Linked DNA regions of Homo sapiens: region 1 is linked to region 2. Evidence: chromatin contacts called from ENCODE Hi-C or POLR2A ChIA-PET data. All regions are on one chromosome and are shown on one strand. Each heading gives the region's core, a stretch centred on a gene start or an enhancer-like site at or near the end of the contact. The rest is flanking DNA. Distances are from core to core; before and after follow the strand shown.

Evidence for each region. Hi-C counts contacts between places; a loop is a spot of excess contacts on that map. ChIA-PET counts read pairs that join two places held with the same protein, here RNA polymerase II (POLR2A). Pooled maps may share reads with other maps.
Region 1: a loop to region 2 is called in a map of endothelial cell of umbilical vein, with 3 times the contacts of the local background. The contact joins two enhancer-like sites. A Hi-C loop is called at or near these places in 1 of 168 maps with a recorded cell type or tissue (endothelial cell of umbilical vein) and 7 of 50 pooled maps. POLR2A ChIA-PET finds 5 or more read pairs at or near these places in 2 of 52 experiments (OCI-LY7 and endothelial cell of umbilical vein).

Annotation. Positions count from the first base shown.
Region 1 is chr16:12,645,504-12,648,703 of GRCh38, forward strand. No RefSeq gene overlaps it. Among named protein-coding and RNA genes, the nearest start is that of SNX29-AS3, 36 kb to the left of the region's middle. Within about 2 kb of position 1,413, at least 3 of the 41 ENCODE cell types and tissues checked have a DNase peak (open chromatin) inside an H3K27ac peak, as active enhancers do.
Region 2 is chr16:12,457,712-12,461,213 of GRCh38, forward strand. The region is part of intron 18 of SNX29 (sorting nexin 29); the gene reads left to right. Among named protein-coding and RNA genes, the nearest start is that of SNX29-AS2, 87 kb to the left of the region's middle. RefSeq lists an enhancer at 1,739-1,898. Within about 2 kb of position 1,805, at least 12 of the 41 ENCODE cell types and tissues checked have a DNase peak (open chromatin) inside an H3K27ac peak, as active enhancers do.

The sequences.
Region 1 (3,200 bases), core at 163-2,662, 190 kb after region 2:
CGTGTCACTGCACTCCAGCCTGGGTGATAGAGTGAGATTCGGTCTCAAAAAAAAAACAACAACAAAAAAGTAAACTAGCTTTCCATTTCCTTTGATAATTTTAAACATTTACTTATTAGATAATTTTTTTGTAAAAAAGAGTCAATGTGTGGCCGGGTGCGGTGGCTCACACCTGTAATCCCAGCATTTTGGGAGGCCAAGGCAGGCGGATCACTTGAGGTCAGGAATCTGAGACCATCCTGGCCAACATGGTGAAAGCCCGTCTCTACTAAAAATACAAAAATTAGCTGGGTGTGGTGGCGCGTGCCTGTAATCCCAGCTACTCGGGAGGGTGGGGCACGAGAATCTCTTGAGCCTGAGAGGTGGAGGTTGTAGTGACCTGAGATTGCACCACTGCACTCCAGCCTGGCAACAGAGCGAGACTCTGTCTCAAAAATAAAAATAAATAAATAAATAAATAAATAAATAAATAAATAAAACAAGTCAATGTGGCAAAAAGTGTGAAGATGATATATTAAACATGACTGCCATTTGGGAAATATGGTTCTAGGGCTGTCCAGCTGGACTTTCTGCAATGATTGAAATGTTCTATTCTGTGCTATCCAATAGCCACATGTGGCTATTGAGTACTTGAAAGGTGGCTAGTGTAACTGAGGCACTGAATTTTAAAATTTTATTTTACTATATAAAGACAATGCAGATCTTGGGTGATAACCGTGATTGATAATGCATGCCTGGAATACTGTCTTTAGGAGGACTCAGCGGTCAGTAGTTCTGTGACAGATTATTAATGCCTGGTGTGGGTATGAGGGGGAATGTGATGGTGAGAGTGTCATTTATTGGCCATCCCTAGACTACGTTTTCTTAGAGGGTCCTTCTAGCTCTAACATTTCAGAATGATATATTCTTCCCTAAGCCTTCGGTAGAATTTAGTACCCAATTAATGATCTGTCTAACCCAGGATGTCATGGAACTATTTGTTTCTGATTTCTGTGTTTTTTAGAAAACCTCACACCATCTGCTTGTTTCCTGATAAACGTAGAGACTACTGATTAGAAGGCTTCACTTTAAAGTATTTACCCATATCTACATGCATTTGCCTGAAGCTAATTATTTCAGGCTGGTGAGATGTGAGTCACCATTTCCTTTTCTCAAGAAAGACACTAAAAAGTCACCTCTTTAGAGGCAGGGGATCATTACCAACGGAAAAGGAAGGACCCCATCTGTTTAATGTGTGGCTAAAAGTGGGGTGCTGGAAATAACCTTTCTCCACGTGACTACAGAGTTGGGACAGGCTGTCAACAGGCTTCGGCTATCTTGGAGAGAAAGTCCCAGATTCTGCCATGGAGAACAGAGGCAAGGCATGGCATGGAACGCTCCCTCCACCCACCGCCATAGAAGCTGAATGTCAAGCAGGTTGGCAGCTTTCCCCAGCCCTCCCCCAGTGTCCCTGCCAGGCACGGAAGGACGGGTCACAGGGCTGACCCTGGCTGGCATTTCAGACAGCTTTATAATTACACCATCTATTTTTCAACTTGCCACTGACCTTTTGGTCTTCTCATTTGTGAGCATGCGAGCATGTGTGTATGTGTGTGCGTTGGATGTGTCTTCTTTTATCTTTGCTTGATGCTCTCATCCTCATTTCCTTTTCTCTTCTCCTCTGGTCTTGTTTATCATTTAAACCACAGGTTGTTAGGGCCAAGTTGGTTTCTCTTTCCTTCTGCTTTATCCTATTATGGAATTATCTAGAATGAGCCCTGTCATCTCTCTGACCTCACTTTCCCATCTGTCAAATCAAAGGTTTTGATTGGATCATAAGAATTGGTAACATTGAATTTTTTTTTTTTTTTTTTTTTTTTTTGAGACAGAGTCTCACTCTGTCCCCCAGGCTGGAGTGCAGTGGCATGATCTTGGCTCACTGCAACCTCCGCCTCCCAGGTTCAACTAATTCTTCTGCCTTAGCCTCCCCAATAGCTGGGGACTACAGGTGCGTGCCACCACTCCTGGCTAATTTTTGTATTTTTAGTAGAGACGGGGTTTCACCACGTTGGCCAGGCTGGTTCGAACTCCTGACCTTGTGATCTGTCCGCCGCAGCCTCCCAAAGTGCTGGGATTACAGGCATAAACCACTGCACCCAGCCAACATAGAACTCTTGACTCTGCCCACCATATTGCTGTCACCTGCTGTCACTGCCTTAGTCCAAGTCCTCATCACCTGTCACCATTGGGACCAAGGTTCTATCACTCCAGAATGGTACCCCCACCCTTGGGCTCCCCTCCAATCTGTTCATGAACCTGAGCTAGAGGCATCTTTTGGAAATGCCCATTGGATCATGTCACTCCCCCATCGTCCTTGTACCCTCCAAGCCCAGCCTCCCTAACATGTCCTCTGAGGCGAATCATCAGGTCCACCATCTGCCCACCTCTCGTCCCCACTCTACGTCACTCTCCTGCACTCTCTACCCTCCAGCCCTCCTGGCCCTCAGTTCCTCAAGCATGTTAGTCTCCCTCTGGTAACAGACATTTCTGCCGGTGGTCCCCTATCCTAGAACAGCTGTTTTCTAACATGGTTGCATATTGGAATCGCCTTGGGAGCTTAAAAAAATCCTAATGCCCAGGCTTTACCCCAGACCATTTGGATCAGAGTCTTTGGAGGGGCAGTGTGGGCAACAGTATTTTTTTTTTTTTTGAAATGGAGTTTCGCTCTTGTTGCCCAGGCTGGAGTGCAATGGTGCAATCTCGACTCACCGCAACCTCCGCCTCCCGGGTTCAAGTGATTCTCCTGCCTCAGCCTCCCAAGTAGCTGGGATTACAGGCATGTGCCACCATACCCAGCTAGTTTTTGTATTTTTAGTAGAGACGGGGTTTCAGCATCTTGGCCAGGCTGGTCTTGAACTCCTGACCTCAGGTGATTCACCCACCTCAGCCTCCCAAAGTGCTGGGATTACAGGCGTGAGCCACCATGCCTGGCCAACAGTACTCTTTAAATTTCCCCAGATGACTCCAATGAGCAACCAAGGTTGTGAACCAATGGCCTAGGATGCCCTTTTTCCTTTCCTCCGCTCTCATCAACTCATCCCTTAGAGGCGATGTCAAAATTTCATCTCTGGTTTCCACCTACGTCTAAGTTGGACCCCTTGTTTTATGCTCTCACAGGACCATGGGCTGTATTTTGAGAGCACATAGCTCAGTTTGCAATG
Region 2 (3,502 bases), core at 555-3,054:
CCTGCAAGATGGAAAAATGTTCATCCCAGCCCCATCTTGTATGTGAGGAAATTTTAAAACAAAATTGAATGCTATCTTACGGGCATTGTTATGAGAGAGAAATGAGTACATTGGGTAAATTAACTGTATTACGATGTTTGTGGTCTGCATACGGGTGCAATTTGATTGCGTGGGGAGACAAAAGAGGGTTCCTCGTGATGACTAATACATCTCTTTAAACATACATTAGAGAGAGGTGCAGAGAGTGTGCCTATCACATCTGAAATGTTCTATTGTTCTGTTTGTTTTTCATTACTCTGAAATGATTACTGCAAAAATTCCTAAATTGGATGCTTTTCAAAGAGGAAGATTAAAGACCATAAGCACAGTCTTGCAGCTGTGCAAAAAAGACTGTGCATCTGTAGATGGATGGAGAGCCTTAACAGCTTCACCTTGGGCTCTGCACTGCACGTGGAGAAACCTCAGGCCCATTGGGAAGTGGCAGCCACGTTCCATCTGTGAGCCCAGAGGGACCTTAGTTGGCATTTTGTAGCATATCTGCCCCGAGCTGACCACCATCTGCTTGGCATTATTTAAAACCTCTTAAATGCATTTCGGCGGGGGACAGGTCTCCATAACACTGGGACAGGGAGGCAGAAGTCTTCTGGAGAAACCAGACGGAAACCTTGCCTGGTTGCAGAGGAGGAAGAAGCATCAAACGCGAGCCCTATGCAGACACTGAGTGGTCTTGCTTCTGTGGCTGCCTGAGAAGTTGCAGCTCTTTGATTAAAGATCAGTAGTTATTTGAGGGTTTTGTATTTATTATGTACATTTTGTTGTTAGACAGCTATCACTGGTCCTGTTTCTAGAGGGAGAAAGGAAGTATTTATACTCTTGGTGTTGGCTGCAAGGTTGTCCCAGCCAACAATTCCCAGTCACGGCGAAGGATACAGGAAGGAGCTTTGAATTGTGTAGATGAGTTAGAAGGCCAGTTAAACCCAGAAAGGGCAATGCTGTGAGCACCAAGGAGGAGGTAGCCTTTGGAGTGTGTCGCAATCCACTCCCCTTCTCTTCCTGCACACGCCGCACACATGCGCAGAGGCAGGCTCTGGCCACAGCTCATTGGCCCAGAGTGAGCACTCACACAGGAGAAAACTACCCAGATACTGGCCCAATCAGATTCTCTGTTGGTCTCAGGTCTTTTCACTACAAGTGGCAAAATCTTACCTTGAGCTGGCTAAAACAAAACAATTTTTTGCCTTATATAAGTAAAACATTCTGTTGTAGCTTGATCTAGGGTCTCAGCTATTCTCCTTCCTCCTCCCTTTCTCCCTTCCTCCTCCTCCGCCCCCTCCTGCTGTCTTCTTCCCCCACCTCCTCCTCCCCGGTCCACTCCCCCCTCCTCCCACCGTTTCACTCTCCCCTCCTCCTCCCATTTCACTCCCCCCTCCTCCCCCTCTCCACTTCCCCTCCTCCCCTATCCTCCTACCCGCCTTTTCCCCCTTAGGTTCTGCGTCTCTGTACTGTGTTCTCTAGTAGGTTCCTCTCCTGTGGGGCTCACCAGCAGCTCTGAGCTTAGATCCTCACAGGCCAAGAAATGTGGCTATGAAACCCCTCAGCTCTCTCCCTGTCATACAGGCTCCTGATGGGCCTGGATGGGGTGGAACACCCTCACGGTGGTGCATGCAGGACTTTGATTTTCCCAGCCTTGATCTCATGCCTACTCTAGGGTCAGAGCTGGAGCGGGACCCATAGGGAGCCCAGAGACAGGCTGGGTGGAGAGTGGGTCCCTAAAGGAGAACTGAAGAAGAGGAAGTGGATGGCAGGCAGAGAAAGACAACCACTGTTCGCACGGAGGCTTCCTCCTGGACCATGCGGGATTATGCCTCAGAGCCTGGGTCAGTCTGCATGCACGTGGGGCTGGGTGGAGGGAGTGTCATATCTAGACCCTGAGCTCGGGAGGTGGAGAAAGCAAACTTGCAGGGAGGAAGCAGGATCCCTTGGGTGTGCAGAGGAGCAGAGCAGCATGGCCTCGCAGCTAACCTTGGACTTGGGTGGCTTTCTGGTCACTGGTCCTGCCCCTCAGGAGGCCCAGCAGTCTTTCCAGCTCTTGCTTTTTTTGAGATACCCTTGTACCCGTCCAGTAATACCCCATTTCCCCAAAGCCATAGTGAACTGGCCTTTCTTCCTGGTAATCAAAGAGTCTGTGACTAAGAAGATAGAAGGACCAGCGACACCATCGGCCTAGCTCACAGAGTTCCTCTCCAGAAGAGAAGTGCCTGGCTCCCAGTGTGGTTGGAAATATACCGAACAGAAGCATGGCTCAGCTTCCATGCAGCCAGAGAAGCTCCTGATTCTGTAAAGCATAGTTAGCTGTGGCAGGAGGGAGAGGGCCATTCAGGATCACATCAGAAGGTGACATGCTAGTGGCCGTCCTGGCTGAATCACGACCTCCCCAGCCCATTCCTTCTCACAAGAGCTGTTTTGCCGAATGAGACTTCATCACCCAACCACGGCTCGCAGCCAGACGCAGCCGAACAGGCCTAGTGCGGCTGAAACTTTCCTTCAGAGGGGGAAACCCTAAAACTGTCTGCTGGGCATAGTGATTTCTTTAGTATTTTCAGAGTTGAGTGCCTTGCTTGTTCAAATGCCAAGATTATTTTTAAGTCCATTATATTCTCACTGATTTCCTATTGTCAAGAACATTTTATTTGGAAAGGTCTTAGTGTAACCAAAGTAGAAAACTCCTTCTATATTTTTAGCTTGGTCTTCCCTCTTGTTACCTCCTCCTCCCCCTGGCCAGCTCCTCTTCATCCTTCAAGGCTTTGCTCAGCCATCACCTCCTCCAGGAAACTGCATTCCATGTCACCTCTCCTTCTGGCCTCCTGTGCATCCCTATGCCATAACACTTATTCCACTGGACTATAACTTTTTGGCTGGCTGGCTGCCTCACAAATGTGTGAACTCTTTTTTTTTTTTTTTTTTGAGACAGAGTCTAGCTCTGTTGCCTAGGCTGGAGTGCAGTGGTGCGATCTCAGCTCAATGCAACCTCCGCCTCCCGGGTTCAAGCAATTCTCCAGCCTCAACCTCCTGAGTAGCTGGGACTACTCAGGGTGCATGCCACCATGCCCGGCTAATTTTTGTACTTTTAGTAGAGAGAATTTCGCCATGTTGGCCAGGCTGGTCTCGAACGCCTGACCTCAGCCTTCCAAAGTGCTGGTATTACAGGCGTGAGCCACCGTACCCAGCCAAATGTGTGAACTTCTTTAGAACAGGCACATTGCTTTTGCTAATAATAGCCGACTTTTGTTAAATATTTAAATGTTAAGCAAAGTAGTTGATTTTCAAACACAGTCCTAGAAGTTAGATGCGATAATTGCCCACATTTTACATTAAGAAATTGAAGCATGTGTGGAGAGCTTTAGCAAATTACTGAAGGTCATACAACTAATGAGAATATGAAATCAAGATTCTATCTCAGGCAGCCTTAGTCTTATTGTGTCCATAACCACTGCTCCAAACT